Linked DNA regions of Homo sapiens: region 1 is linked to region 2. A link is a loop called in an ENCODE intact Hi-C map of the cell type or tissue named here. Cell type or tissue: Caco-2. All regions are shown on one strand. Links, peaks and the distances in the headings refer to the core of each region. The heading gives the core; the rest is flanking DNA.

Region 1 (6,988 bases), core at 874-5,873, 51 kb after region 2:
TTTGCAACAACATGAGTAGAACTGGAGATCATTATGTTAACTAAAATAAGCCAGACACAGAAAGACAAATTTTGCATGTTCTCAGTCATTTGTGGGTGCTAAGAATTAAAATAATTGAACTTATGAAGATAGAGAACAGAATGATGGTTACCAGAGGCTGGGAAGGGTAGTGGGCTGGAGGGGGTGCACAGGAATGATTAATGGGTACAAAAATACAGTTAGAATGAATAAGATGTAGTATTTGGCAGTACAACAGCATGACTATAGTAAACAATAATTTATTGTATATTTAAAAATAGCTTAAATAGGCCAGGTGTGGTGGCTTATGCCTGTAATCCCAGCACTTTGGGAGGCCAAGGGGGGCTGATCACCTGAGGTCAGAAGTTCAAGACCAGCCTGGCCAACATGGAGAAACCCCACCTCTACTAAAAATACAAAAATTAGCGGGGCGTGGTGGTGCACGCCTGTAGTCCCAGCTACTCAGGAGGCTGAGGCAGGGGAATCACTTGAACTGAGGGGGCAGAGGTTGCAGTTAGCCAAGATTGTGCTACTGCACTCCAGCCCCGATGACAGAGCTGGACTTTGTCTCAAAAAAAAAAAAAAAAAAAGCATAATTGGAGATTGTAAAACAAAGAAAGGACAAATGCTTGAGGTGATGGGCATCCCATTCACCCTGATGTGATTATTACACATTACATGCTGTGTCAAAACGTCTCATGCACCCCATAAATATATACACCTACTGTGTATCCACAAAAATTAAAAGTAAAGCATTTTTTAAACCCCCAATCTTGGCCAGATGTGGTGTCCCACACCTGTAATTCCAGTGCTTTTATAGGCCAGGATGGGAGGATCACTTGAGTCCAGGAGTTTGAGACCCACCTAGGCAACATAGCAAGACTGTCATCTCTAATAACAATAAAAAAACTTAGCCAGGCATGGTGGGGCTCAGGCCTATAGTCCCAGCTACTTGGGAGGCTGAGGTGACAGGATCTCTTGAACCCAGGAGGTTGAGGCTGCAGTGAGCTATGATTGCCCCACTGCACTCCAGCCTGGGTGACAGAGTGAGACCATGTCTCTTAAAAACCAAACCAATCCTAGCATGATCGGACCCTGTCTGCCACCCTCTATTCCTTTCCTCTTGCTCAGTGTGCATCAGGCATCTGGGCTTCTTTTCTGCTCCTGTAAATGAATGCCAAGTGGTTTCCCTCTTCAGGACCTTTGCACATGCTCTCCCCTGCCCGAAATGGACTTCCCATACCTCCTGCCATAGCTGGATTTTTCTCATGTTTCAGACCTCAGCTCGCACATCATCTCTCGAGAAATCCTCCCTCATCCTGTGAAGAGAAAATCATCGTCCTTTTCATTGCCTCGTCCTGCCTGGTTCTCTCAAAGCAGATACCACACTAAAAAATCAGCTTGTTATTTATTGAACTGCTTGTCTGCATATCCTCCTCCCAAACTCACGGCAAATCAGAACAGAGGCTCCTTGTGGCAGGAGTCCCATCTTGTTCATTCTCAGAACCTAATATAGTACTTGGCACATAGTAGGCACACAACAAATGTCATTAGAATGAGTAAGTATCAAGGGGTCAGGCGCGGTGGCTCATGCCTGTAATCCCAGCACTTTGGGAGGCCAAGGCAGGTGAATCACCTCAGGTCAGAAGTTCGAGACCAGCCTGGCCAACATGGTGAAACCTTGTCTCTGCTAAAAATACAAAAGTTAGCTGGGCATGGTGGTGCACACCTGTAATCCCAGCTACTTGGGAGGCTGAGGCAGGAGAACCACTTGAATTTGGGAGGCAGAGGTTGCAGTGGGCCAAGATTGTGCCACTACACCCCAGCCTGGGTGACAGAGTGAGATTCCATCTCAAAAAAAAAAAATGAATGAATAAGTATCAAGGAAGGGAGATTTTGTGATTTGCCACCTTTACATGGAAAGCCTACTTAACATTGACATTTTCTATTTGATGGTATTTTTATAATAGGAAATTGAAACTGAGCTAATTAAAAAAGAATAAGGCTGGGCATGGTGATTTATGCCTGTAATTCCAGCACTTTGGGAGGCTGAAGAGGGAGGATCACTTGAGGGTAGCAGTTTCAGACCAGCGTGGGCAACATACAGAGACCCCTGTCTCTGTAAAAACAACTTTTTTTTTTTGAGACAGAATTTCGCTCTTGTTGCCCAGGCTGGAGTGCAGTGGCACGATCTCGGTTCACCAGCCTCTGCCTCCTGGGTTCAAGCAATTCTCCTGCCTCAGCCTCCCAAATAGCTGGTACTACAGGCATGCACCACCACACCTGGCGAATTTTGTATTTTTAGTAGAGATGGGGTTTCTCCATGTTGGTCAGGCTGGTCTGGAACTCCCGACCTCGTCTGATACACCTGTCTTGGCCTCCCAAAGTGCTGGGATTACAGGCGTAAGCCACCTCGCCCGGCCAAAAATAACTTTTAAAAAATAAACCAGGTGTACCAGGTGCAGTGGCTCATGTCTGTATTCCCAGCACTTTGGGAGGCTGAGGGGGGCAGATCACCTGAGGTCAGGAGTTTGAGACCAGCCTGGCCAGCATGGTGAAACCTCATCTCCACTAAAAATACAAAAATTAGCTGGGCATGGTGGCAGGCACCTGTAATCCCAGCTACTCAGGAGGCTGAGGCACAAGAATCACTTGAACCCGGGAGGCAGAGTTTGCAGTGAGCCGATATCAGGCCATTGCACTCCAGCCTAGACAACAAGAGTGAAACTCCTTCTTGAAAAAAAAATTAACCAGATGTGGTGGCACATGCCTATAGTCCCAGCTCCTCCAGAGGCTGAGGTGGGAGGATCACTTGAGTCCAGGAGATAGAGGCTGCAGCGAGCCATGATTGCCCAACTGCACTCAGCCTGAGCAACAGAGCTAGACCTTATCTCTAAAATCAAAAAACAAAAACAAAAAAAAAGGCCAGGCGCGGTGGCTCACACCTGTAATCCCAGCACTTTGGAAGGCTGAAGCAGGTGGATTACCTGAGGTCAGGAGTTCAAGACCAGCCTGGCCAACATGGTGAAACCGTCTCTACTAAAAAATACAAAAATTAGCCGGGCATGGTGGCAGGCACCTGTAATCCCAGCTACTCAGGAGGCTGAGGCACAAGAATTGCTTGAACCCGGGAGGCAGAGGTTGCAGTGAGCAGAGATCACACCACTGCACTCCAGCCTGGGCGACAGAGCAAGACTCCATGTCAAAGAAAAAACAAAACAAAAACACGAAAAAGAACATTTCAGCTGCTTGTCAAGAGACTGGACATGGAGGGGCAAGAGTTGGAGCAGGACATCTGGTGAGGAGCTGTCATTTCAACATCTTTTGATCACTCCAGGCCACGTTTTGAGTGGGGCCTCGGCTAGAATGTGGCCCAGCCTCAGATGCCTTAATTCTGACACTCAGTGCCAGTAGAGGCCCTGTGAGGTCACACTGTGGAGGCTTGTTGGGAAAGTGTTGGCTCTAAAATCAACATCCTGGTTCATTCCTTTGATGCTGGAGACAATGACCTGTGTCTCCTCATATGTCTGCTCAAGACTGTTACAAACAGGGTGGAGTGTCTCTTAGTCTAGGAGCTTGGGCTGCTCTGGAGTTTGCACAAATACAAATAATCATCACAGGTCTCAGGCCATGTGTCTTGGTTATGACACAAAACAGCCCTTCAGCAGTGGATGTCTACATAGTGGAAGTTCCCAAACACCTCTTTTTTTAAAAAAAATATAGAGACAGGGTCTCACTATGTTGTCCAGGCTGGTCTTGAATTCCTGGCCTCAAGAGATCCTCCTGCCTCAGCCTCCCAAAGTGCTGGGATTACAGGTGTGAGCCACTGAGTCTGGCCCTTTTTTGTTGTTGTTGTTTTTAGACAGGGTCTTGCTCTGTCACGCAGGCTGGAGTGCAGTGACGTGATTACAGCTTGCTGCAGCTTCAAATTCCTGGGCTCAAGTGATCCTCCTGCCTCAGCCTCCTGAGAACCTGGGACCACAAGCATACAGCCACACCCAGCTAAGTAAAAAAAAAAAAAAAAAAATTCTGGAGACAAGGTCTCACTATATTGACCAGGCTGGTCTTGAACTCCTGATCTAAAGCCATCCTCCTGCCTCCACCTCCCACCTTGAACACCTCTTTTCTCCAGTTTGAAAATGAAATCCACACTTTGAGAAGGAGGAACAAATGGGGAAGACAGGAAGCCAAGAAGCCAACCAGGCTTGCTTGGATAAACACTAAATCCCTTACATTGGTTTTACTTCAATGATACAGCTAATTAAGGGTTGTTGATTTTTTTAAGTTCCTATTTGGCAAGTGAACAGTTTCTTCCTCAGTAAATTTGAACATCAAGTATCTGTTCTGTGATTGAATGAAGCAAATATTTTACACATGGGGAACCATTGTTAAATGATTGTATTATAGAAAGGGATGAACGGGACAGGGGCAAGGCAGGGTCGGATGTCAGTGCCTGTGTCCCTGTGCTCCCCACCCACCTCCTCTGTCCCTGCTCCCCATGGTGTTTGTCAAGGGGCATAGTGCACTGAAGGAGGGGTTACCAGGTGGCACATCCAGAAGACATCATTCTCGGCTACATGGAATCCACTTACTTTGATCTAATTTCTTTACTCATAAAATTCATTTAACATTCACATCAGCAGCTTCTGAATATCTAAGCCAATTGTTAAACATAGTGATGTTACTGGATTCTTAAAACAAGCTGGAGGCCGGCCGGGCACAGTGGCTCACACCTGCAATCCTAACACTTTGGGAGGCTGAGGGTGGATCACCTGAGGTCAGCAGTCAGAGACCAGCCTGGCCAACATGGTGAAACCCCGTCTTTACTAAAAAAAATACAAAAAAATTAGCCGGGCATGGTGGCAGGCCTGTAATCCCAGATACTCTGGAGGCTGAGGCAGGAAAATCACCGGAACCCTGGGGTCAGAGGTTGCAGTTATCCGAGATCGCACCACTGTACTCCAGCCTAGGTGATAGAGTGAGACTCCGTCTCAGAAAAAAGCAAAACAAGTTAGAGAAGGGTTTTTTTTTTTAGCTTCATTTTGAAATTGTGAAGACAGGCAGTGAGAGTGAGTGAGTTGTCCAAATTCAGGCTGCAAGCTGGAGAGCATGCGATTCCTGGCCTTTTGCAGCCAGGTTGTGTGGGCCAGCTGTGTGGTGGTGTGCACTCCCCTCTCCGTCTGCTGGCACTACCATATACCACGTCTGGCCTTGTCACCTGGAGACCTGGGAGTCTTCTTTTGTTTTCCCTGACTTTTGTCACCAGATCTGCTTACTTACAAGTCCTGTTGGTTTTGCCCCTCCCAGCCTTTCCCGTCTTCCTCCTTTTTATCTTGGTCATTATTTCAACCCAGCTAGAATCATATCTGGCCCAGATTACTGCATTAGTTCCTAGTTGGAGTCCTTTAAACTATCTTTTTTAAACAAAGATGGCTGAACAGGTGGCTCCTGCCTGTAATCCAAGCACTTTGGGAAGCTGAGGCAGGAGGATCACTTGAGGCCAAGAGTTCAAGACAAGCCTGGGCATCAGAGTGAGACCCCCATCTCTACAAAAAAAAAATTAAAATTAGCTGGGTAAAGGAAATAATGTATACAGTGGTCCATTTCCAAGACAAAGTGCCTTAAATCAGATTAGGTCAGCAAACTACAGAAGAAACAGGGTATACACGGCTCAGCATGGTGACTCACGCCTGCAATCCCAGCACTTTGGGAGGCCAAGGCGGGTGGATCATGAGGTCAGGAGATCAAGACCATCCTGGCTAACACGGTGAAACCCCGTATCTACTAAAAATACAAAGAAAAATAGCTGGGCGTGGTGGCGGGCGCATGTAATCCAAGCTACTCAGTAGGCTGAGGGAGGAGAATGGCAAGAACCTGGGAGGCAGAGGTTGCAGTGAGTCGAGATTGCGCCACTGCACTCCCACCTGGGCGACAGAGCAAGACTCCATCTTAAAAAAACAAACAAAAAAGACACCTAAAGCCCCTATCCAACAACCAATAGGTGACATCCAGGAAGATTGTGACCCCATAGTACTCAGCCTATGTATGAGGAAGCGGGAGGGACCTGCACACAAGAGGATAAATTGCTTGTTGAAACTGTTATGAGTGTGCCTGCCTATCAGACACCCAATCCTGCAAGACCATCGTTAAAAGTCTTACTTTCGCTGTTCTCTGGGTATCTGAGTCCATTCTTTGTGTTTGGACAGGTGAGTTTGTTTCTGACACTGGGCATGGTGGTGCAACCTCCACCTCCCAGGTTCAAGTGATTCTCCCTTCTTCAGCCTCCCGAGTAGCTGGGACTACAGGCACCCGCCACCATGCCCAGCTAATTTTTGTATTTTTAGTAAAGGGGTTTCACCGTGTTGGCCATGCTGGTCTTCAGCTCCTGATCTCAGGTGATCTGCCTGCCTCAGGCTCCCAAAGTGCTGGGATTACAGGTGTGAGCCACCGCTCCTGGTCCAGTTGTGAAGTCTTATACAGAGTATCAATCAGTCGATGTTATTCCTGGTTTTGAATGTATTTGTTTTACTTCAAGAGTAAGTTGCTGGGCACGGTTGATCATGCCTCTAATCCCAGCATTTTGGGAGGCTGAGGCAGGTGGATCACTTGAGGTCAGGAGTTTGAGACCAGCCTGGCCAACATGGTAAAATGCTGTCTCTACTAAAAATACAAAAATTAACCAGGCACGGTGGTGGGTGCCTGTAATCCCACCTACTCGGGAGAGTTTGAGGCAGGAGAATCACTTGAACCCAGGAGGCGGAAGTTGCAGTGAGCTGAGATCATGCCACTGCGCTCCAGCCTGGGGGATAGAGTGACACTCTGTCTCCAGGAAAAAAAAAAAGAAGGGAAGTTGTATCTAGAGGAATTAAATGAAATTTGATGCTAAGAGATAAAGGGAGAAAATTGAGAGTGTAAAAAAGCAACATTTAAAGAGTTTAGCTGGTGTTTTTATCAGAAATAGTGTTTCTTG
Region 2 (6,988 bases), core at 681-5,680:
TGCAACCTCCGCCTCCTGGGTTCAAGTGATTCTCCTGCCTCGGCCTCCCGAGTAGCTGGGATTACAGTCATGTGCCATCACACCTGGCTAATTTTTTGTATTTTTAGTAGAAACGGAGTTTCACCGTGTTAGTCAGGATGGTCTCTATTTGCTGACCTCAGGTGATCTGCCTGCCTCAGGCTCCCAAAGTGCTGGGATTACAGACATGAGCCACCGCGCCCAGCCAAAGGCAGCTTTTTAAAGGGTTGCACAGCACTTCATATGCTACTTAAAATGAGATTATTCTTCTTCATTCTTAGAATGCCAGTTGGTTTTATTCGTTGATAAATTCCCAGTTAGTCATACTCACAAGCGCAACATTGTTGATGGGTCTGACATCCCTTCGTAACTTAAGAATCATTAGTATGACTGCCCTATGGAGGCATACTGCTCTATCTCAGGTTTATTTCAATAATAAAACCTTTGGAAGTTTTAATAATGAAACCTACTTAAGGCCCTTTGCTCAAGAAGTCTGAGTCACTAATCACCGCAATTACTCCCATGGCAGCTGTAGAGCAATTTAACAGGATAATAGTGAATAAGATAAATTACACTTCAGATTCTTAATGGATTGATGTGCAAAAGTATGTTAGGGAAGATGGGGGTGGGAGAAGAGTGCCTTTCAAATTTCTGCACACAGTAATACAATAGGGAACTGGGCCATTGTAGCCATTACTGCTAGGGATTAGTCATCTAGTAACAACCTCTGGGGCTCAGTGGTGAGTAGAACATCCTGTTTATTATAGACAGCAAATTGGGTTAATTCTCTTGTTTGTGTGCCTCTGTGGAGGGGGTGGAAATTCTAGGTGATCTGCTAATTGTCTGATTTAGAATACTCCCCTTTCTACTAAAGAATTAGTATCTTTGATGTGAAAATAGGGAGGCAGACCAGTTTTACAAATAGCTACTGGCCAGGAGAATAAGTTTCTGCCAGGTGAGTGGTTAAAAAAAGGCAGACTGGAAAAATAACTGTGGGATGGTAAGTATTTCTTATTTACAAGGCTAACATAAGTTCTCTCCATGTGTTGGGGATGGAAGAAGGGATGGATTGGTTAAGAAGTGAGTACTATGCTTGCTTTGAGTGTCCCTCGATTTGTGTTTAGGGGAGAAAAGTGAGGATGTGGTTATATGGGTAGGGGGTGGGCCCAGGGAAGGGGCCCAAGGAAGGAAATTCAGGAGACTTGACTGCAGTTCCATCCTTATGGACATTCCTTGGCACCTGGTCACATTATGGATGTCTCACCATCTGCTGGGTATTGATTTTTCTTTTTTTTCTTTTTCTTTTTTTTTTTTTTTTAAGACAGAGTTTCACTCTTGTTGCTTAGGCTGGAGTGCAATGGCGCAATCTTGGCTCACCGCAACCTCCACCTCCTGGATTCAAGTGATTCTCCTGCCTCAGCCTCCTGAGTAGCTGGGATTACAGGCATGCGCCACCACACCCAGCTAATTTTGTATTTTTTCTAGAGACAGTGTTTCTCCATGTTGGTCAGACTGGTCTCTAACTCTCAACCTCAGGTGATCCGTCCGCCTCAGCCTCCCAAAGTGCTGGGATTGCAGACATGAGCCACCTCGCCTAGCCAGTCACGATTTTAAAAAACCACCATAGCCTAGTTAATGATGTTTAATAGCTCATCATCACGAATCATTGTGCACACTCGCTATACCAGAGGCTCTAAACTACCCAATTTTTTTTTTTTTTAGATTGAGTTTTGCTCTATTGCCCAAGCTGGAGTACAGTGGCACAATCTCCGCTCACTGCAACCTCTGCCTCCTGGGTTCAAGGGATTCTCATGCCTCAACTTCCCAAGCAGCTGGGATTACAGGTATCCACCACCACACACAGCTAATTATTGTATTTTTTAGTACAGATGGGGTTTTACATTGTCAGCCAGGCTGGTCTCAAACTCCTGACCTCAAGTGATCTGCCTGCCTCAGCCTCCCAAAGTGCTGGGATTATAGGTGTGAGTCACCATGCCCAGCCTAAACTGCCCAATTTTAAAGGGATAATTGGGAAAACAATTGTTTAAAAAGGAAATGAGGGAGTTGCCATGACTGCGGTTAGCAGTGTGAAGACCCTAGAAAACCAGTGTGAACTCCTGGGGGTTCACAGTCTACTGCCTGTTCAAGAGCCTTAGAAAACCAGGAGCCTTAGGAGACCAGGTTCTGAAAGCTTCCCAGGGCTGTATAAACTTCTACATTAAGTTCCATGATGCCCGATGAGTAGTCCCACATTTCCACAGTAGACATGCTGTTGCTGCCTCCTTCCTTATCATGAAAAGAGCAGAAGATGCCGATAATACATGAAGCAGGAAGACAAAGGGGAGACACTGAACTTGTCACCTACCTTTGGATGCCCCTCATGCCTCATGTTTCCCATTGAGCCTCACTTATCAGTGACACAGGGAATGGTCCCTTTGCTCTCCACTTTCCCTGTGGCTTCCTGGAGGTAGGGGAGGCAGATCGTGCTACTTGCTGATATTATGTTGCTGTGGATTCGTTGGAGCGACAGGAACAGGAAATTTTCCTGGTGGTGTATGTGTCACTGGGGCTCACAGGGGTACTTTTTAATGTTCTCACTGGCCTCTGTGATTCTGTGACCCTGGTTATTACATGTTCAGAAAGTGTCAGCTTATTTGAAAGTGATACTCTTATCTTCTATTTAAACATTGCCAAAAACCATCACACTTTTTTTTAAATTAAAACATTTTTGTATTTTTTATTTTCTGGAGACAAGAGTCTTGCTCTTTGATGTAGACATGAAGGGACTCATAGTCCTTCCCCTACAATATGTCTTTAATTTAATAACATATCAATGAAGGGTCATGTCTGAATGAATTATAGAAATTCAGGACCTAAAAAAGGAAGGTCCCAGAAACCGGGCTTTGGTTTATTTCTACTACTACACTTGCTATTGAAACCAAGCAGACAACTTCATTTCTCTTGGATTCAGCTTTCTCATGTGTCAGAATGGGAGAGGAAGGGAGGCATTGGGATAAGTGTCATTCCACCGTCTGTACTTCTAATCTGGCTAACACACGTGTGAAAAATACTGAGATTTGTTGACAGCAGTTTCCTGGACTGCTGTCTTGAACAATTCTGAGGAGGTTTAGCAAGAAAGTGTGTTTCAGTTGATTGGGTGTATCTGTCATGGAGAAGGAAGTAAGGAGTGGGGAGCACTTGCAGCATTCCCGGACATTCCTGTCCATTATCTCAATACCTGGTGCTGACGTTTCCTGCCCCTTATCAGGAATCCTGACTACTCTGTGTCTGATGACTTGAACTTACTGAGTACTGCTTAGTTGCGTCATAGATACCACCTGTCTTTGAACAGCTACCCTGCCTCTTGATGAGAATGCAAAGGCTGCTAAGGGCCACTGCTGTATGGAATGGCCTTCGGTCATCTCTTCTTAGAACACAGAGGTCATTTTGACTGATAACATAACTCTCCTTTTGATTGAAAGTGTTAACATGGGCCGGGCACGATGGCTCATGCCTGTAATCCCAGCACTTTGGGAGGCCGAGGCAGATGGATCACTTGAGGTCAGGAGATTGAGACCATCCTGGCTAACATGGTGAAACCTCATCTCTACTAAAAATACAAAAAATTAGCTGGGTGTGTTGACGTGTGACTGTAGTCCCAGCTACTTGGGAGGCTGAGGCAGGAGAATCACGTGAACCCGGGAGGTGGAGATTACAGTGAACTGAGATCACACCACTGCACTCTAGCCTAGGCAAGAGAGCAAGACTCCATCTCAAAGAAAAAAAAAACAAAGAAAAGTGTTAAAATATTCCTCCTGAAAGTACTTATCTTTTAGGCTTGTTCTTCAGATTTGCCCAATATGCTAAGCAAAATGCCTTCAATATGAAGTGACTATTGCTCGATTGTAGGGAACTTGTTCATAATGTACTTGAGAATGCAGATACAAATAAAAGAATGTGTGTGTCAAATTTTATCTTCTACAAATTATGTTCTCCTGCACTTTCAGCTCAAGCTCTTGGACTCACTGAGGCAGTAAAAGTACCATATTCTGTGTTTGAATCAAACCCCGAGTTCCTGTATGTAGAAGGCTTGCCAGACAGAATTTCCTTTCCAAGCCCTACCTGGTTTGGAATTCCATGACTTGAAAGGATCGTCTGTGGAGTAATAAAACCAAGTTTGTTGTTAAAAAGTAAGTTCCAGGCCAGGTATGGTGGCTCACGCCTGTAATCCCAGCACTTTGGGAGGCCAAGGCAGGTGAATCACCTGAGGTCAGGAGTTCAAGACCAGCCTGACCAACATATCTACTAAAAATGTTAAAAATTAGCCAGGCATGTTGGCTGGTGCCTGTAATCCCAGCTACTTGGGAGCCTGAAGCAGGAGAATCGCTTGAATCTGGGAGGCAGAGGCTGCAGTGAGCCCAGATCACAGCACTGTACTCTAGCCTGGGCGACAGAGTGAGACTCTGCCTCGACAACAACAACAACAATATTAAAAAAGTAAGTTATATTTGCCACTGTAGTCATTTCTGGAATTAAAACAATAAAATGATATTTCTACTAAAATGTTTTTCTAGCTAGAGGTGACAGGCGTGGCTGTAAGTCCTTGATGGAAAAGCCTGGCTCTGAGCTGCAGTCCTGGCACTCTCCATTGCCCCTGCAGTCCCCCATCCTGTACTCAGCTGTCTTTGTCAGTGCAAGAATAGTGACCACTGCCTCCATGGTGTTGAGAGGCACCATGGTGGCTCACAGTACACCTAAGTACTTGAATGAAGTCTAATTTGCTGGGTTTTAGCTGCTGTGTTATTCCTGGGTCAATCTTGTGAGCAACTAAATATTAATGATTGAGTTTCTTTTCTTTTTTGTTTTTTTGAGACAGAGTTTCACTCTTGTTGCCCAGGCTGGAATGCAATGGCGTGATCTCGACTCATTGCAAATTTCGCCTCCTGGGTTCAAGCGATTCTCTTGCCTCAGCCTCCCAAGTAGCTGGGATTACAGGCATGCACCACCATGCCTGGCTAATTTTTGTGTTTTTAGTAGAGACAGCTAATTTTTCTGTTTTTAGTAGAGATAGGGTTTCACCAAGTTGGTCAGGCTGGTCTCGAACCCCTGACCTCGGGTGACCCACCCACTTCAGCCTCCAAAAGTGCTGGTATTACAGGCATGAGACACCGCACCTGGCCTGATGTGATGGTTGAGTTTCTTATTATATCTACATTTCTGTAGAATTTTAGTGGCTGAAGAAAGTATACTAGTGTTAATTTTTTTTTTCTTGAAAGAAGTAATTTACTCTTCATATAATTACTTGCCAGTCATGGGAAGGAAAAGTCAGGGTTTTTGTCCACAATGATAGAAATTATTGTTACATTACAGGATGATTCTGCGAACTCCTTTAGGGAAAAACACTGGTCACATCACGACTGTTTTACTAGCTGTGAGACCACCATTGTACTGGCTACCATAACATTTCTTGGTTTTCTTTCTAGACCTGAACTAGTTATTTCCTACTCGCCTCCTGGAATGGCTAATAAAATAAACACTAAAGGTAAGAGATTACCTGTACTTCCTATTATATTTCACTGCGTTAAGACATCCTTTCTCAGCATTCCTTAAATCACACAGAATCACTGGCCACTCTCTTTGTGGAACTGGCAGTTAGTTTCTTGGCTTTTTAAGGTGTTTTATTTAATGGACCTCTTTTTCCTTCTTTTTTAAAAAAAAAAAAAAATATTGGAAATGTCACATTTGCAATCCCACTTCATTCATGTTTCCATGGCTTTGTTGAGCCCCCTGTGGAGGATTACACTACAAGTTTAATTCTGCAGGTTCCTTTGAAAAGAGCCAAACTGAATAAATTTTAATACTCTGCTCTTATAAAGCATCTCCTTCTGTATTTTTTCCTACAATATACTAAAGTAATTCTGTGCTTATTTTTCAGCTTTGCAGTCCCCAAAAAGACCATGAAGCCCTGAGAGTAATGGAAAGGTTCCTGAAATTGAGGTCACTGTGGAAGGTAAGGGCCAGTCCTTGGCATGTTTCTGTTGATTCTCCAGTTTAATAGTTATGTCAATTCACTAGCTACATGTGTATACAGATGAAGGTAACCAAATTAGTTTTACGTGTGAACAGCTGCCTGTGATAAAGCTAAATTTCCGAATGTCTTTAATTAATTTAATTTCTGAATGTCTTTAATTAATTAATTAATCAATCAGAGATCTCTCCTCTACACGAGGTGCCATCCTTTCCTGAAGGAGCTCCTTGTAAAGTGCATGAGGTGTTCTTTTTTTTTTTTTTTTTTTTTTTGAGACAGAGTTTCACTCTTGTTGTCCAGGCTGGAGTGCCGTGGCGCTATCTTGGCTCACGGCAACCTCTGCCTCCTGCGTTGAAGTGATTCTTTGGCTTCAGCCTCCCGAGTAGCTGGGATTACAGGTGCCCACCACCACACCCAGGTAATTTTGTATTTTTAGTAGAGACAGGGTTTCTCCATGTTGGTCAGGCTGGTCTCGAACTCCTGACCTCAGGTGATCCATCTGCCTCGGCCTCCCAAAGTGCTGGGATTACAGGCACAAGCCACTGTGCCTGGCCAAGGTGTTCCTTTTGGTAAAAAGTCACACTCCGTGACCACACAGGCCTGAGCCTGAATTTATAAAGATTTGAACAAGGTGAACAATGACACTATGTAGAAGGGAGGTTAATTCCAAGGTGACAGGAACTTTATGAAGTAAATTACACTTAAATTAGGCCTTGCTGGAAGAGAAGAATGTCACCAGGGAGAGACAAAGCTACTCCTGATAGAAGGAATAGCATGAGCAAAAGTGCAGATTAAAAAGTCCAGGTAATGATGACAATCTCATTCTAGGGAGCATATTTTATTCCAACTATATCTGGTTTTAGAGTCAGAAGAAGTCCTGGGACCAGCTGGTTCTAGGGTCACAGTAGTTGTACTCTAAAGCAACTCATCCATACTGTCTTC

Evidence for each region. Hi-C counts contacts between places; a loop is a spot of excess contacts. Peaks named below come from ENCODE experiments on the same cell type or tissue, not always from the same donor. Only the 100,000 strongest peaks of a DNase experiment are listed, where the experiment ranks them.
Region 1: it touches region 2 in a loop (5-fold over the local background); 1 of 110 quality-filtered maps calls a loop at or near these places.

Annotation. Positions count from the first base shown.
Region 1 is chr7:65,849,122-65,856,109 of GRCh38, forward strand. No RefSeq gene overlaps it. Among named protein-coding and RNA genes, the nearest start is that of LINC03129, 13 kb to the left of the region's middle. In Caco-2, for the core only: no CTCF peak of the experiment used is centred there; no DNase peak of the experiment used is centred there.
Region 2 is chr7:65,797,863-65,804,850 of GRCh38, forward strand. It overlaps the pseudogene GTF2IP5. Among named protein-coding and RNA genes, the nearest start is that of LINC03006, 31 kb to the left of the region's middle. In Caco-2, for the core only: no CTCF peak of the experiment used is centred there; a DNase peak (open chromatin) is centred at 3,309.